3 separate regions of the Homo sapiens genome follow, and regions 1 and 2 are each linked to region 3. Evidence: chromatin contacts called from ENCODE Hi-C or POLR2A ChIA-PET data. All regions are on one chromosome and are shown on one strand. The core of a region is the stretch at or near the end of the contact, and the rest is flanking DNA. Distances in the headings are between cores, read along the strand shown. Region 1 holds the start of LINC01094 (long intergenic non-protein coding RNA 1094). Region 2 overlaps ANXA3 (annexin A3). Region 3 holds the start of FRAS1 (Fraser extracellular matrix complex subunit 1).

Region 1 (2,999 bases), core at 371-2,870, 590 kb after region 3:
GATAAATATTTCCTATTATCCTGTTGTTTGAAAATAACTACAGTTAGTATTTTAGTATATAGCCTATTCTACTGTTGCAAAATAGGTGCATTTCTAAGAAATCTCAACTTATCAAAAGAATGTAAAGAAACAGGTAACACTGGTTGAAATTGGAGAAGGATGGCTGGGGAATAGGGATGGAACAAAAATTTCTCATTTAGAAATACTAGCATGTGCCTTTTAGATTTTGTCCTTTAAAAGTGTATCTCCTATTAAAATTAAGCCAAATTGCAATTTAAAACTAACTTTTTTAAAAAAAAATGTTTTAATGGGAACAGAAATGTTAAAACTCACAGTAGAACAGAATTTTAAAAATAGTAATTTTAACAATAAATTTGTTTTCATAACCATAAATGTATTTGGTTATTGCTAGCTTTAATTTTAAAAAGGTAGATCAAAACCTACAAAAGGAAACACAAACTTCCTTACACTTTCCGCCACGTATTCAGCACCGTCTAATGCCTCATCACTGTTGCCATGCAGGTCTGCCTGCAGTACAGTCCATTACAGCCAGGGGAAGCAGCAGCTTTTTATCATTTCCCAGTTCCCAGTCAGTTCTGGTTATTACTAACAGTGATTCATTAAATTATGTTCAATAAGCAGCTAATTGTGCTATGTCCAATTTTTGTTAGGGACACTTTAACTGTAGGAGAAATTAATGCCTGTATAATTTTCCAAATGCTTTCCCCAGGCGTGTATACATATACTTTATATAGAAGTTATCTTTTTAAATTTGTTTTTACCAAAAAAAGAATCATAATAAACATACTACTTTAGAAGGTTTTTTTCACCCAACAAAGCATTTTGAAATTCTTCTCATTTTAACTTACCAAATTTCACCTTATCTACAATAAAAGTTTAATCCCTTATGAATGAGATTTATCTTTCAAAAAAGAAATGAATTTGCTTTTCTCCTTTCATACTGCCAGTATTTTCAGTATCTTTATGATGTTACTATACGAACATAAAAAATCAGTGTGATTCCATTACCATTTAAAGCCAGACACTAAGACCAATGGAGGCTGATATTCCTGTAGGCCATAGCAACCCTGGGAAATCTTGCCTTTGCTGAAGCTATACCAAATCCAGAAGTAATTGAAGTCCCCCTAAGGTTTCAGGTCCCCCCAAAGAAGGCAGGAGTTGTGCATTACTCAGCATTCTCAGATCTATTCTAAAGCAGATTATTTTCTTAGATTTTGATTCAATTCCATGCAATTCAAGCATTTTTATTTAATAAGTACAAGGCATTGTGCTCAAGGAGAAGTGTACAAGCTAAACTGGATCATTCTAATTTTCCTGAACACTTACAACCTCGTAGGAAGACATACATACATAAGTAAGTATGATACAAGGAAAATTTGTAAGACAAAGTAAATAAAAGTATTATAAGAAACACAGAAGAGGGATAGATTACTTTAGGCTGAGTGAGGTGGCTTTTGAGTTCCTACTAGAAGGGTGTGTAGGATTGTGACTAGAAGAGAGAGGAAGGTCTGGATGGAGCAACAAGAGTCTGGGCTATTAACACAGGTTTGAGTCAGGCTGACCGGAGCTGTAAAGCCCTTCTCGTTCTCACTGTGTGTTCTTTTCAGTTCTGTCTTCCTGAGGCTGCTGTTTCTGGGCATGGCCAGGGGATCTTCAGACTTTACAAACCAGTTGTGCAGAGCCAGGCATTTCAATAAGGAACAAAATGCTGAGTAACAACATGAAGTCAGAGTGTTGCTTGCCAAGAGCTGGGAGGCCTGGGTGGTTTCCCAATCTTAAAGAAGCAGAAGGATATTAAAGTGAGCCTCCCAAAGGAAAACGTGGATCTACTTACCAACGCAGAAAATGATACACACGGATTCGATTTAGGTAAGTGCACCCCCTGTGATGACTATTGGTCACTTCCAGATCACATGGACTAACTGTAGGTCTCAACTATTTTGACTTTTTTTTTCCAGAACAGACTAATACATAACTAACGGCTTACCTTTGTGAAAAATATTTTATGCACTGTAGAACAGATAATTTTCAGTCCTGGGCCAAAGGGGGAAACTTTGGAGAGAATTAAACAGGAAATGACTCTGCTACAAAGAATTCAGGAGCATGAGTGAAGTGAATAAACAATCCAGGCACGATTGATGAATTCTAGATGTCCTGGGAATAACAGGGCTTGTTGCCAGCTCAGATGGGTGAAATCCTACTCTGATGAAAGGCTCCAGGGCTGCAAGGAGACCACTCCTACATCCATCACATCAGTGTCACAGGTTTACCACCTGCTCAGCGATTATTCAACATCCTAAGGCCTTTTGCCCCATTACACACGTTTGACCACTTAGTCCAGGAATGAGGTACCAAATACTAGGGAGATCTCATAAAGCCTGCAGCTAAAATAAGCAGAGGAATCAGAAGCTGGACAGAGTGACCCAAGGAGGACTGGGGATAACTCAGGAGTTCCTTTTTTTTTTCTTTTTGAGATGGAGTCTCGCTCTGTCGCCCAGGCTGGAGTGCAGTGGCGCGATCTCGGCTCACTGCAGCCTCCGCCTATTGGGTTCAAGCAGTTCTCCCGCCTCAGCCTCTCAAGTAGCTGGGACTACAGGCACCCACCACTACGCCTGGCTAATTTTTGTATTTTTAGTAGAGACGGGGTTTCACCATATTGGCCAGGCTGGTCTCAAACTCCTGACCTCATGATCCGCCCGCCTCGGCCTCCCAAGGAGTTCCTTATTTTAATATTTGCTGAAAATTCTCCACCATAATTTAAACATGTAATGATAAGAAAAATATCTGCTTCTGACTGAATATTTAGAAAACACAGAGCTATATAACATAGAAAAAAACCCAAGTCGACCACTGACAAATAATTATTAGGACTATTTCTTTTCATTCTGTGTTCTCTGCACATATGAAAGTAAAAAATTGGAATCATATTGTATATACAGTTTTATATTAATTTTTTTACATAGTCACTTTAATAACAA
Region 2 (2,963 bases), core at 172-2,671, 550 kb after region 3:
CCATTCCAAATGTGAAACTTAAGTGATAAGAAGAGCTCACTGGTTGGGTTACCTCAAATAAAATAAAAATAATGTGAGCATCTTACACAATCCAGGTTGAAAGCCAAGTTTTACCTCCTGTGAAGTCTTTTGCGTTACAAACTTGGTATCTTTGCCCTTTAAGCCTCAACCTCACGTAGTATCTTTTCTGGACAACAGTCTATTTTTGGTTGGCCTTGGGAAAAGGAACTGATAAACATATTCTTTAAAAATGTGGTTCATTTCACTTTCCTAAGTTAGGCAGTGTAGCAGGGTATTAAGGAGCCAGGATATAGGGATTCAAATCCTGCTTTTGTCACTTATTCTCGATAAGATTTGAGGCAAGTTTCCTAACCTGTCTTTCTCATTTTACTTATCTGTTAAATGGGGGATACGTATAGTACCTATTGCAGAGAGCTTTTAAAAGGGTTAAAGTAGTTAATACACATTAAGCCTTTTGAATAGCAAGTGTTCGATAAATATTATTAAAACTAAAATTTGAAGTTTTTATAGAAATCAATATTATGTAAGTGATGCAATCTTATTTTATTAAACCAAAATTGAAATTTAACTGCAGTATATCAGGAAGAATCTAAATATTACTTACAGTGAAGAAGATGCTGGTCAGAACGTAATTACACTCAGGTATGAATGAATGATGGAATTGCAGGTATGTTTTACTAAATGGTATAGCTCATGAGTCTCACACCCAGGTGAATTCCCTAGTGCTATAGGATTTGATTCATTTATGGTCTCCCATTATTTATACTGTATTTGTTCTTCATTGATTTTATTCTTTGCAGTCGGATACTTCTGGAGACTATGAAATCACACTCTTAAAAATCTGTGGTGGAGATGACTGAACCAAGAAGATAATCTCCAAAGGTCCACGATGGGCTTTCCCAACAGCTCCACCTTACTTCTTCTCATACTATTTAAGAGAACAAGCAAATATAAACAGCAACTTGTGTTCCTAACAGGAATTTTCATTGTTCTATAACAACAACAACAAAAGCGATTATTATTTTAGAGCATCTCATTTATAATGTAGCAGCTCATAAATGAAATTGAAAATGGTATTAAAGATCTGCAACTACTATCCAACTTATATTTCTGCTTTCAAAGTTAAGAATCTTTATAGTTCTACTCCATTAAATATAAAGCAAGATAATAAAAATTGTTGCTTTTGTTAAAAGTAATTTCTTTGTTTGCTTTCAGAGCTTGCCAACATTGTTTGATGCCTGGTGCCAACAACTAATATTTTAAAACATGTTTCTGTATAGAAGCTGTTACTGCTTCAGTTTATCACCTTGTTAATCACACTTTTTTGAAAGAAAGGAATAAGATGAAGATGTATGTGACCCTGGCCTACCCTTTGTAGTTGTGATCAAGCTATAGGAGTGGTAATGCATGATAAGTTATTTCAGCTTTCAGAAAACATCTGCTGAAGGATTAATCTAACCACTTCCTGTCTGAATGGCAAGCATGAATTATGGTTGCTTCATGCTAAATACTACTTTCCCAGAATGGGCATTTAGAATCAAGCCTCTAAGGTTTCCTTTTCTCTTGAGTTGGCAAAACTATGCATTTAAAGAATCCATCATGCCATCTTTGAGTGGGACCTAATATGAAATACCTTGACTGATATGAAATAGATAAAGTGAAAAAAATTCCAGTTAGAGTTATTTTCCTGGACCAGAATAGAAATGATCGTACTGGCCATGTGCAGTGGCTCACGCCTGTAATCTCAGCACTTTGGGAGGTTAGCAGGCGGACTGCTTGAGCCCAGGAGTTTGAGACCAGCCTGGGCAACCTAGTGAGACCCTGTCTCTGCCAAAAATACAAAAATTAGCCTGGCATGGTGGCACATGCCTGTGGTCCAAGCTACTTGGGAGGCTGAGGTGGGAGGATTGCTTGAGTCAGGAAGCTCATTTGGCAAGTTAGTTCTGTAATCAATACTATAAATGTCAGTCATAACTAAGATGATGGCAGGAGATAATGAAAACAACTACTTAAATATTTGGGAGATAAAATTGAGTAAACATGGTATTCAAAGTTACCAAGTGTCAGTCAAGTATGCCTTCACGATTTTAGTGTAAGTGATTTAGTGAGTAAGTATATCACGAAGCAATAAATCAATGTTAATACTCATAGAGTGCTTACTATGTATTAGGTACTATGTTAAACAGTGTAGTATATTTTAATTTGTTAATCCTCAAGGCATCTTACAATGTAGATACCAACACAGATATAGAAATGGAAATGGAAGCTTAGAGAAATTAAGTAACTTGTCACTGTAAGAGCCAGGTAGTCCAACTCCAGTGTCCAGGCTCTTAACCACTGTTTTGCCTTAGAATTTATCCCATCCCAGGGCCACTGTAGTTTTCAATGCCTAGTGCTTAGATTAGAACAGTGCTCAGCACATAAAAGGCATTTAATACAGTGAATCTTTATTTTAGATCTCATTCATCCTCAGAGTTGTTATACCACTTATGTATTAAGTACTTTCTGAAACAAAGCATGGTTACATGTGTCAATATTTCCCCTGTTTTGCAAGTGAGGAAAATGAGACTCAGGTTAGGTATCCAGCCCAGGGTTACACAGTGGCAAAGCCAAGGCTTAAGATCCGGGTCATCTGGACTTTAAAACTTATCTGTGGCTGGGCAAAGTGGCTCACACCTCTAATCCCAGCATGTTGGGAGGCTGAGACAGAAGGATCACTTGAGCCCAGGGGTTTGAGACCAGTCCAGGAAACATCAGGAGACTCTGTCTCTACGAAAAATTTAAAAATTAGCTGGGTGTGGTAGTGTGCACCTATAGTCTCAGCTACTCAAGAGACTGAAGTGGGATGATCAGTTGAGCCCAGGAGTTTGAGGCTGCAGTAAGCTATGATCACACCACCGTACTGCAGCCTGGGTGACAGAGCAAGACCCCGTCTCAAAAAC
Region 3 (3,107 bases), core at 249-2,748:
ACCTACTATGTGCTTCAATTATACAAAGATGATACAACCTCTGTCCCTAGAATGACCACAGCCCAACAGAGAGACTGAGGGCGAAATGTGCAAACCCTGGGTCCTCCAAATACTTAAGATTCAGAGCCAGGTTGTCAGAGGTTCTCCTTTGTTCTGGCTGAATAGTAACACTGACAGGGACCTGCCAGTTTCAAGTTATTCCAGTTATTCGGAAAAGTGAATTGTTCCAAGTGGCGTCAGTGCACGTTAGAACGTGGGCCCGCGTCATGGTGTTCGTGAAGACTGGAAACAAGTGGGACCCCCGCCAGCACAGCTCATGCAACTGCTTCCCCTCCAACAGTTTCGCCCATCCCGACTCAATTGAGGGACCCGAGACGTTTCTTCTCTGGGCCAATCAGAACCCAGTCAGCATCTCTCTGATGCAACTGTTCCCTTATAAAACGATTAAACGTGGACCAGCTATTTTTATTCGGTCCTATAAAAATAGCTGCCGTCAGTCAGTCCTGGCGGGGAATCAAGGCCTCTGCTCTTCAAGTGCGCGCCCCAGTCGGCCGTGTCCTGATGTTACTTTCCCAGCCATTGGCATCTGGGGGCGCAGCTGGACCCACAGCTCCCAGACCGCGTTGTGTTCCACTGACAGAGTCTCCTAGGGAAAGGGAAAGGTGCATTTGCTCTCAGGCTCCGCCTAGGACACACACACCAAGATCTTCCCGGGCTGCTGGTAAAAGCCAGGATGCAACAGCCTGAGGGTCCCAGAGCGAGGAAGAAGGATCAATCAGGTCCCCCGGACGCACTTAGTTCAGCAGGAGTGGCGGGCTGTGGGGGTGGGAGGTAGCCCCAGGGCCTTTGATGTGGGCACACGCTCCCCCAGCCCGCCGAATCGGTTCCTCCCCTAACAAGGGATGTGGACACGGTTCATCTGCCTTCCGGTGTGCCTGAGCAAGAACTGTGCAACCTATCTCCACCCCCTCCGTCCCCGGTATGAGCACTTTTGATTCCTCCCCAGACAAAGCCAATCTGAACTCCAGCAGAATGAATAAAGGGATCAGGTTGCTCTCCCGGCCTCCCCTCACCTCCCTCCTCGCTTCTCCCTTTCCCCACGTGACTCTCTGGAATTTCGCCAAAGCTCCGAGTCTCTGGGTCCATTTTCACACCGAGCAAAGCAGAGAGGAAGGAGGCAAGGGAGACTAGAGGAAGGCTGAACGTGTGTCCTTTAAACACGGGGTCCAGACCCGGCGTATTTTGGGCGTTTCCAGGCTCTCTCGCCAGAGTGGCCTTGAGTTTGGGGGTCTTTTCCAGCCTCGCTAGCTTTTTCCTCCGTGCAATTAAAATTATGGCTCTTCTTCCACTCCCGTAATCATTGCACCTCTACCCTGCAGACCTCCTCCGGGGTGTTCAGCGCGGAGGTGGGTGTTGGTGTGCAGCAAGCCGCGTCCCCGCAGCCCTCCTCACCCAGGCGAGGGGCGGGGACGAGAAAGTAGCAGCAGCGCCCCCCAGTCTTTCCTCTGAAGCTTCCGAACAGTCTGCTTCAGGGAGCGCAGCCTGAGGCGGTGTGGTGCGGTGCGGCTGCAGGGCGGGCGAGTCCCCGGAGCTGCCCTCAGCGCTGCACAGTTTCCAGCGAGCGGACCCCGGCAGATGAGGTCTGCCGAGCCGGGTGGCTCGACCAAGGAGTGGGTGTGGGTGGGTCTTTCGGGGCTCCCGGCGACCCGCGGTGCCGACGCAACGCCGACGTATGGTGCCAAGCGAACTTTAAAAAGCTGCTTCGGACAAACCAGAGCCAGGATTTCCACTGTCGGGGACCCGGGATCGGAAGGGTCTAGCCCGAGGGAAATGCTGGAAGATCCCATCGGCCAGTGACCAGCAACTTTCCGGCGAGATTTTGACGCGGAGAACTGTGCTCTGCCTCCTCTTATTCTCCCAAAGCTCACGTTGGCGTCCTGCCTTGCGGGGGAACTCGGCGCGCTCTCTGCCTGAGCAGCGAGTGAATTGAACCCCAGCCCGCTCCGGCGCCTCCGGGCTGATGAGTGTCGCTCTCCGCCCGTCCATCTCTTTTTCCCGGAGGTAAAGGCCCGCGGTCCCCCACCTTCAGTGCGCCCGGGTTCCAAGCGCCGGAGCCAGCGTTTTGGCGGAGCCGCTTCTTGGATGCTGAAGGCTGGGCTCCTCCATCGTGGGTGCCGAGGCGGCGATGGGTGTCCTCAAAGTGTGGCTCGGGCTGGCCCTAGCGTTGGCGGAATTTGCAGTATTGCCTCATCATTCCGAAGGTGAGAGAGCGGTGCCGCGTGTGTGTGTGTGTGTGCGTGTGCGTGTGTGTGTGTATGTGTGAGTGATCGTGCAGTTTAAAAATCTCAGCAGGTTTTATGGTATTTCGGTGAGGTGGAAGTTTTTCTGGGAAGGGTGAGGTGGAAGTGAAACTGGAATAGGCTTTTTCTGATAAGATTCCTACTCCTGATTGTTTTGTATTCGGATTACACCCCCGAAACGGCCTCCCTCTCTGCCCTAAGTGCTTTTGGGTGGGTGGGTGGCCGATGGAGGTGACATCTCTGAAACTGATCCTTTTTCTTTCCACCACCTACCTTTCCCCGAAGGGAAAGCAACTGCATGGAGCACAGGTGAGGAGCGAACAATTGCTCTTACCTGTTTAAAAATACTTCTGTTCCTAAGAAACATACAGTCTTTCATCTTAAAGCCCCATCGCTCTCCCGCCCTCCTTACCTCAGTTAGTCTCCCCCTAAAGTCCAGTTAGGATTTTATAACTAACTGGTTGGAGCGTGTTCTGGTCGTGGGCAGTTCAGTTGCACTGAAAGAAATCTCTCCAGTACGGAGAAGCACGAACCAGCCTGCTTCCCAGAACAAAAGTGGTTAATAAGAGTTTAGGTTCATTCTTTTACTTCACCCTCCGCCTCCTGGTTTTCCTCCGAGGCTCCAAGCTACCTGTAAAACCCCGGAGCCGCAGGAGAGAAAAGGAAGCCGTGAGACTAGTTGTCGCCATGATATCAAATGCAATCCGGGCTCAGCCAAATAAATGAGTCAATAAGTAAATCAAGAGTTTGGGGTCATGGGATGCCGGGCCTGGGGACGCGAGGCGCTGTGAGCTCCCTCCTGCTCCG

Evidence for each region. Hi-C counts contacts between places; a loop is a spot of excess contacts on that map. ChIA-PET counts read pairs that join two places held with the same protein, here RNA polymerase II (POLR2A). Pooled maps may share reads with other maps.
Region 1: a loop to region 3 is called in a pooled map, with 3 times the contacts of the local background. The contact joins the promoter of LINC01094 here to the promoter of FRAS1 in region 3. A Hi-C loop is called at or near these places in 8 of 50 pooled maps. POLR2A ChIA-PET finds 5 or more read pairs at or near these places in 2 of 52 experiments (H1 and WTC11).
Region 2: a map of endothelial cell of umbilical vein shows a loop between it and region 3 (4-fold over the local background). The contact joins the enhancer-like site here to the promoter of FRAS1 in region 3. A Hi-C loop is called at or near these places in 3 of 168 maps with a recorded cell type or tissue (GM12878, endothelial cell of umbilical vein and mesothelial cell of epicardium), 2 of 37 single-sample maps with no recorded cell type and 11 of 50 pooled maps. POLR2A ChIA-PET finds 5 or more read pairs at or near these places in 3 of 52 experiments (OCI-LY7, activated CD4-positive, alpha-beta T cell and activated naive CD4-positive, alpha-beta T cell).

What each region holds. Positions count from the first base shown.
Region 1 is chr4:78,644,374-78,647,372 of GRCh38, forward strand. LINC01094 (long intergenic non-protein coding RNA 1094) reads left to right here and starts at 1,621. Exons shown (of 3, transcript NR_038308.1): 1 at 1,621-1,890. RefSeq lists an enhancer at 1,258-2,457.
Region 2 is chr4:78,609,235-78,612,197 of GRCh38, forward strand. ANXA3 (annexin A3) reads left to right here. Exons shown (of 13, transcript NM_005139.3): 13 at 822-1,213. The coding sequence ends at 881. Among named protein-coding and RNA genes, the nearest start is that of LINC01094, 35 kb to the right of the region's middle. Within about 2 kb of position 1,422, at least 2 of the 41 ENCODE cell types and tissues checked have a DNase peak (open chromatin) inside an H3K27ac peak, as active enhancers do; they include OCI-LY7, where a contact is called at or near this core.
Region 3 is chr4:78,055,825-78,058,931 of GRCh38, forward strand. FRAS1 (Fraser extracellular matrix complex subunit 1) reads left to right here and starts at 1,499. Exons shown (of 74, transcript NM_025074.7): 1 at 1,499-2,261. The coding sequence starts at 2,186. RefSeq lists an enhancer at 85-1,056.